Regions from separate parts of the Mus musculus genome. Here region 1 is linked to region 2. Evidence: chromatin contacts called from ENCODE POLR2A ChIA-PET data. All regions are on one chromosome and are shown on one strand. The core of a region is the stretch at or near the end of the contact, and the rest is flanking DNA. Distances in the headings are between cores, read along the strand shown. Region 1 holds the start of Scand1 (SCAN domain-containing 1). Region 2 holds the start of Cpne1 (copine I).

Region 1 (3,065 bases), core at 264-2,763, 200 kb before region 2:
AGGGGGAGGAGGGGGAGGAGGAAGAGGAGGAGGAGGAAGAGGAGGGGGAGGGGGAGGAGGAGGAGGAGGAGGGGGAGGAGGAGAGTGCCAAAGTTAGTATGAGGCCAAGCAGAGCAATTCAGTCAGAAGCCAAGAGAAGCTGAATGAACCCGGTCATTCTGGAAGACTTAGTTGTCCGGAGGAGGATAGAAGCCTAGAACTTCGTGGGCTGCCCAGAGCTGTGGACTCACAATGCTTGGGTACCACGCTCATCTCATCCCATCATCCCAAGCATCCTTACCAACCGCTCCATCTCCCTAGCTCTGAAAGCTCTGTCTTTTCCAGAGCTTGATTTACTCCACCTGACAACTGTGAGGCAGGCACTATTTATTGCTGGGGGTGTTAAAGCAAAGAAAAGATGTTTCCTGACACCTGATTCCGACACTCTAGACAGCAGCTAGTCAACAAAGATATACTATAAACTGTATGTGTAATTTAAAAATTTCAAAGTAGTTGTATTTTAAAAGTAAAAAGACACAGGTAAAATTTAATAATATAGTTTATTTGACCCCCATATATACAAAATTACATAACATACTCAAATATGTAATAAATACAAAATATTTTTCTTTTCCTACAGACACATGCGTAATTCTACATTTTAATACATCTCAATTTCGGGGTATTTACCTTTCAAAGATTCAGTAAATACAAGAAGCTAATGGCCACCATCTGGGACATCGTTAATTACAGTTTACTTATTAAACTTTTTTCAAAGATGTATTTACTTATTTTATGTATTCACCGCTGTTCTTTTCAGACACACCAGAAGAGGGCATCAGAGCCCATTGTAGATGTAAGCCACCATGTGGTTGCTGGGAATTGAACTCAGGACCTCTGGAAGAGGAGTCAGTGCTCTTAACTACTGAGCCATCTCTCCAGCCCCCCACTTATTAATCTTAAAGTTAAAGTAGTACCCACTGAATCTCTTTCTCTTGGTTTTCGAGGACAAGCAAAAACAATGACAAAGAAGCCCTGAGCACTTGTTTGGGGGCAGGAAAGTCTGAAGACTCTTGCCCAAATACTTTGTCCTTCTCAAAATAAAGTGAAATCAATTGCACCTATGCAGGCGACAGTATATGTGTGTGTGTGTGTGTGTGTGTGTGTGTGTGTGTGTGTGTGTGTGTGTGTGTTTAATGAGATTCTCAGCTCAATTTATAGCTCAGGAGGTGTCCTTTAGCTCTAGGATTACGGGCTTGAGAGATCTTTTTAAAAGTAATTGGAGCCCCTGTCCCGCTGTCCCACCCAGGGCATCCGCCCAAGCTCCGACAATCCCCTAGCCAACCATCACCCTCCTTTACCCAGGACTGTCAGCGCTACCCCCAGATCCTGCCTGGTCAAGTAGGGACCAGCATCTACCCTAGGAGGCGCAGGTCACCTGCACGCCAGGGCGGTCCTTCGGTTGGGGTGTCTCCGCCTTTATCTCCTTAATCGAGGCCGGACTCTCCTTGTCTTCCTCTGATCTGGAATCCGATCCCGACTCAGATTTCGACTCTGTCGTGTCCGACTTGTCCGCCGGCTCCAATGGGGACCTTGCAGTGCCGCCATCCTTAGTGTCAGTAGAGCTGATGTCTACGGACTTCCCCAGATCAAACTTCACGTGACTGGTAGAGGAGGCGGCTTCCGGATTCGCGGATCGGTTCATTTCCGGCCACCGAGGAGCTTCGCGGGTCGAGGTAAGCTGGGCTTGCCCGCAGCCTGTCCTGAGTCCGCGTCCCGCTGGGGTGCCCGGGCCCTGCCCTTCAGCGGCCCTCTGTTACCTCCTTCCGGTGCAGACGCAGGCGAGGCGCCGGACTGCGAAACAAAGGGGGACGCCAACAGCCGTAGTCATGGCGGCGCCGCAGCCCAGCCAGGACCCCCAAAGCCCCGCGGCGCCTCCCGAGCAGCAGGAAGGAGCCGGCGACTGTGCGGCCCCGTCGCCCGATTCCGGGAGCTCCCCGGCCCCGGAGCTCCCCGGCGCGCCCGCAGCTTTGAACACGGCGCCCTACGCTGACGCCGCCCTGCGGCCCGGAGCCTCTCGGCCCGGCCCCGAGACCTTTCGCCAGCGCTTCCGGCAGTTTCGCTACCAGGACGCGGCCGGGCCCCGGGAAGCCTTCCGGCAGCTGCGGGAGCTGTCCCGCCAGTGGCTGCGGCCGGACATCCGCACCAAGGAGCAGATCGTGGAGATGCTGGTGCAGGAGCAGCTGCAGGCCATTCTACCGGAGGCGGCCCGGGCTCGGCGGCTGCGGCGCCGCGCGGACGTGCGCATCACCGGCTGAGCGGCGGAGCCTGGGGCTCCCTGGACTGACACCCTACCCCTGAGTTAATAAAAGTTGAATTTTGACAGCTCCCATGTCTGCTGTGTCTTGCGTTCGTTCTTTATTTATTGGGTTTATTTTACGAACTTGTTGCCCACCTTTCCAGCTGATAGCTAGAGGATTCTGGGAACCTGTAAGATTAAGGCTTTTGATTAGCTATTCCTGGACCACTGCATTTGCGCGAAGCTGTGCCCTTAGGCAGGAAATCTACCTAGATCTAGACCACATTCAGTTTTTCTAAACCTGCATGAGTTTTGTTTTGCAAAAGGCCATGTTAATGAGGTTTCAGTTTTCTAGCCTTCTATTCTCCCCTCTGCCTCACACTATCTAGTATCCGAGCTTCAGCAGATGGCAGTACACAGCGGTTTCGAAGCTGAGCAGTAAAATAACTGGCCCTATTAAATGCTTTATTTAGTTGGTTGTTGTGACTCATACTTTAAACCTCAGCACTCAGGAAGCAGAGGCAGGAGGGTCTCTGAGGCCAGCCTGGTTTTTACATAGTGTGTTCCAGCCAGGGCTATGTAGACCCTCTCAAAAACAAACTCAAGCAACAGAACTGATATTGCCAAGGAAAGCGAACTCTCGTTTCACTTTATGCTTAAAGATCAGTAACTGGAATCAGTACAACTGGACAACAGTGTTTTCCCAGTAATCTTGTTGGAAATAGCCTCTTCTTCCAACGGTTACCTGGTAAGTTTTTTTTTTGAAAACAGCTTTTCTCAGTTTTTC
Region 2 (3,116 bases), core at 461-2,960:
TTGTTTATTCATTTGCCATTTAACACAGAATAGTTCTATTATATTAGGCATCATTATTACTGGGTTATTGACTTCTCTAGGACTTTTAGTCTGGAATGAACAACAATTCAGAAATGGAAGTCACAGGCTTTTGATCCTGATCTTAAGGCACAGTGACTATGAAAAGCTTAGGTCCAGACAAGGAGGTACACACCAAAATTCCAGGAGATAGAGGCAAGAAAATCTCTTTCTTTCTCTCTTTCTCTCTGTCTCTCTCCTCTCTCTCTCCATCCCTCTTATTTGCCCGCGCGCATGCGCTCTCTCTCTCTCTCTCTCTCTCTCTCTCTCTCTCTCTCTCTCTCTCTCTCTCTCTCTCTCTCGCACACACACACACACAAAATCAAGGGGCAGAGTCTGGTAGAGCCTAGGTCTCCCTGTATAATCAAATACTGGGGATTATAGGAAATATTGAAAGATATTTTACTCTTTTTATATTTATTTTTATTAATGTCTCTGTGTGAGAGTTTGTACATATTAGTGTCGCTGCCTACAGAGGCCAGAGGAGGGAGTCAGATTTGAGGCTGGAGTTACAGGAGGTTGTGAGCCACTCCATGTAGCTCATAGAATTTAAGATGCCAGGAAGAGCAGTATGAGCTTTTAACCTTTGAGACATCTCTCCAGCCCCATGGCAGAAGAATATTTTCTCTTCCTTCCTTCCTTCCTTCCTTCCTTCCTTCCTTCCTTCCTTCCTTTCTTCCTTTCTCTCTCTCTCTCTCTCTCTCTCTCTCTCTCTCTCTCTCTCTCTCTCTCTCTCTCTCTCTCTCTCTCTCTCTCTTTCTTTCTTTCTTTCTTTCTTTCTTTCTTTCTTTCTTTCTTTCTTTCTGTGTGTGTTTAAGACAGGGTTTCTCTGTGTAGTGCTGGCTGGTCTCAAACTCAGAAATCTGCCTGCCTCTGCCTCCCAAGTGCGGGGATTAGAGGCTTGTGCCACCACTGCCAAGCAGGATTATTTTCTCTTTCTTTCTTTCTTTCTTTCTTTCTTTCTTTCTTTCTTTCTTTCTTTCTTTCTTTCTTTCTTTCTTTCTTTCTTTCTTTCTTTCTTTCTTTCTTTCTCTTCCTTCCTTCCTTCCTTTTTCTTTCTTTCTTTCTTTCTTTTCTTTCTCTCTCTTTCTTTCTCTTTCTTTCTTTCTTTCTTTCTTTCTTTCTTTCTTTCTTTCTTTCTTTCTTTCTTTCTTTCTTTCTTTCTTTCTTTCTTTCTTTCTTTCTTTCTTTCTTTCTTTCTTTCTTTCTTTCTTTCTTTCTTTCTTTCTTTCTTTTTTGGTTTTTCGAGACAGGGTTTCTCTGTATAGTCCTGGCTGTCCTGGAACTCACTCTGTAGCCCAGGCTGGCCTCGAACTCAGAATTCGCCTGCCTCTGCCTCCCATTTTTTTTTTTTTCAATAGTCAAAAAAAGGTTCAAGCTTTTGCTTCTTGGTGCGTTTAATCCTCAAGACAGTTCTGCAGTGAAGGCATTGTTTTTCTCCCTTCACGGGGGTCTCCAAGAGCCAAAGGAGCCTGTACTTTAAAAGCTCTGCAAGGAACCTTGGACAATAGCTTCAGGTCTGACTTTGCAAACAGCTACTAAAATACCGGGTTCACCACAAATACCTGCAACTTCCGAGCTTTTGCCCCCACCCCAAATCCTCAGCGCGCCTGCGTCTCCCATCAGGTGACGTCGGCAGCGGCGCCCCGCCTACTCCGGGAACGCGGAGCGCCGGAGCGGGCGGGCGGCCATTTTGTGAAGCGGCTGTGGAGGTGTTGGCTGCAGTGGGCTCCGGGAAAGCCGTTCGGGCTGGGGCTGTCGGCCGCAGGGCTGAGGCACTCGCGCGGGGGGTAACTCGGGTCTGGGTTCTGGTGCCGCGCAAGCTCTCCCCGGTAAGACTCCCGCAGCCCCGGAACGGGCGGGGCTGTGCGGGGCTCGAGCCGCCTCCTTGGTGCCTCGGGGCGGGGCCTTCCCAGGCCTCGGAGCCCGCGGCCGCGAGCGCCCAACACAAAGGGTCGCGGCGGGGCTGCGGGGGTCCTGGGGCGCCGCTCACGCTCCGGGGCCTCCGAGGATGCGAAAGGTGGAGTCTGCGTGCCGAAGTGGGAGCAGGGCCTTAGCGGGGATGCCCGGTGGTCCTGAGAGGGGAAGCGGCCAGCATCGGGTGGCCTCGCGGCCTGCGAACTACCGGGTCGGGGGGGGGGGGATTGCGATGAAAACGCCTGCACGCTTAGTGGGGAAGGCTTCGTTGGCTTTAAGCGGGAACGAGGTTTTAACTCTCACCTCTGCCCCGAAGTGAAGAGGTCCTAGTGGCCTATGACCTGCAAAAGTGGACTACACTAGGGACATTCCTATGGGGAGGAAAGGTGTCCTGGGAGGCTGGGAACCGGTCGCTTTTAGGGCCTGGAGGTGCAGGGATTGCAGTGTATAGCTTCCTAGGTCTAGCGCTGAGGAGGGGCTTCCTAAGTGTAGGTGATTGGAGCCGCCCTGTAGGTCGGAGAGGCTTGAAGAATTGTAGCTAGGATGGCTGGTCCTTGATTCCCAACTAGGGGAGGGGCTGCTATCTGCAGCACCTTTGGGAGTTGGAGGAAGGAGGGTGGGTGTCTTAGATAGCTTACTTACTGTCTGAAGGTTGGCGGCGCCACTTTGCAGCCGCGTAAAATAGAAGGAAAGGCATTTTAAAGATCTACAGGTTAGTATTGGGGTATGGACTAACGTAGCAGGTTGGAGTGCCCGTGTTAGTAAGCGAGTTAGTAACCTAAGTGTGTGTTTTATTGGAAGTTCTAAGGAGTCCCCTGTGGTTTATTCAAGTGCTAAAGATCCATTCATTCTGGTAGATAAAGTTGCGAATTACAGGCTGTGTTGCAGAAGTATTCTGGGTCCTAAAGCCTTCTTGGCTCCTAGATTCCGAGATGACTGAGTGTGTGCAGTTGGCAGAAACCATTTTATTGTGTACGTTAAGATTTAAGTTGATGCGAATCTTATTATATGACTTGGTGGGAAAAAACTAGGATGGATGGCAACTCAAGGGAGAGACTATTTCTTTCAGGGCTTTTTGGATAGTTTGAGCTGTAATTTTTGGTGAACTTCAGTCTTAGAAACAAAAATTGTCCGGGACCTTG

What was found. ChIA-PET counts read pairs that join two places held with the same protein, here RNA polymerase II (POLR2A).
Region 1: POLR2A ChIA-PET joins it to region 2 with 14 read pairs in Patski. The contact joins the promoter of Scand1 here to the promoter of Cpne1 in region 2. POLR2A ChIA-PET finds 5 or more read pairs at or near these places in 2 of 5 experiments (Patski and embryonic stem cell).

What each region holds. Positions count from the first base shown.
Region 1 is chr2:156,311,152-156,314,216 of GRCm38, reverse strand. It overlaps Scand1 (SCAN domain-containing 1), which reads left to right and starts at 1,513. Exons shown (of 2, transcript NM_020255.3): 1 at 1,513-1,715; 2 at 1,815-2,371. The coding sequence starts at 1,869. The coding sequence ends at 2,297. Cnbd2 (cyclic nucleotide binding domain containing 2) reads right to left here and starts at 1,744. Exons shown (of 13, transcript NM_027585.2): 1 at 1,418-1,744. The coding sequence starts at 1,684.
Region 2 is chr2:156,110,559-156,113,674 of GRCm38, reverse strand. It overlaps Cpne1 (copine I), which reads left to right and starts at 1,710. Exons shown (of 16, transcript NM_170590.3): 1 at 1,710-1,889. Rbm12 (RNA binding motif protein 12) reads left to right here and starts at 1,710. Exons shown (of 3, transcript NM_029397.3): 1 at 1,710-1,889.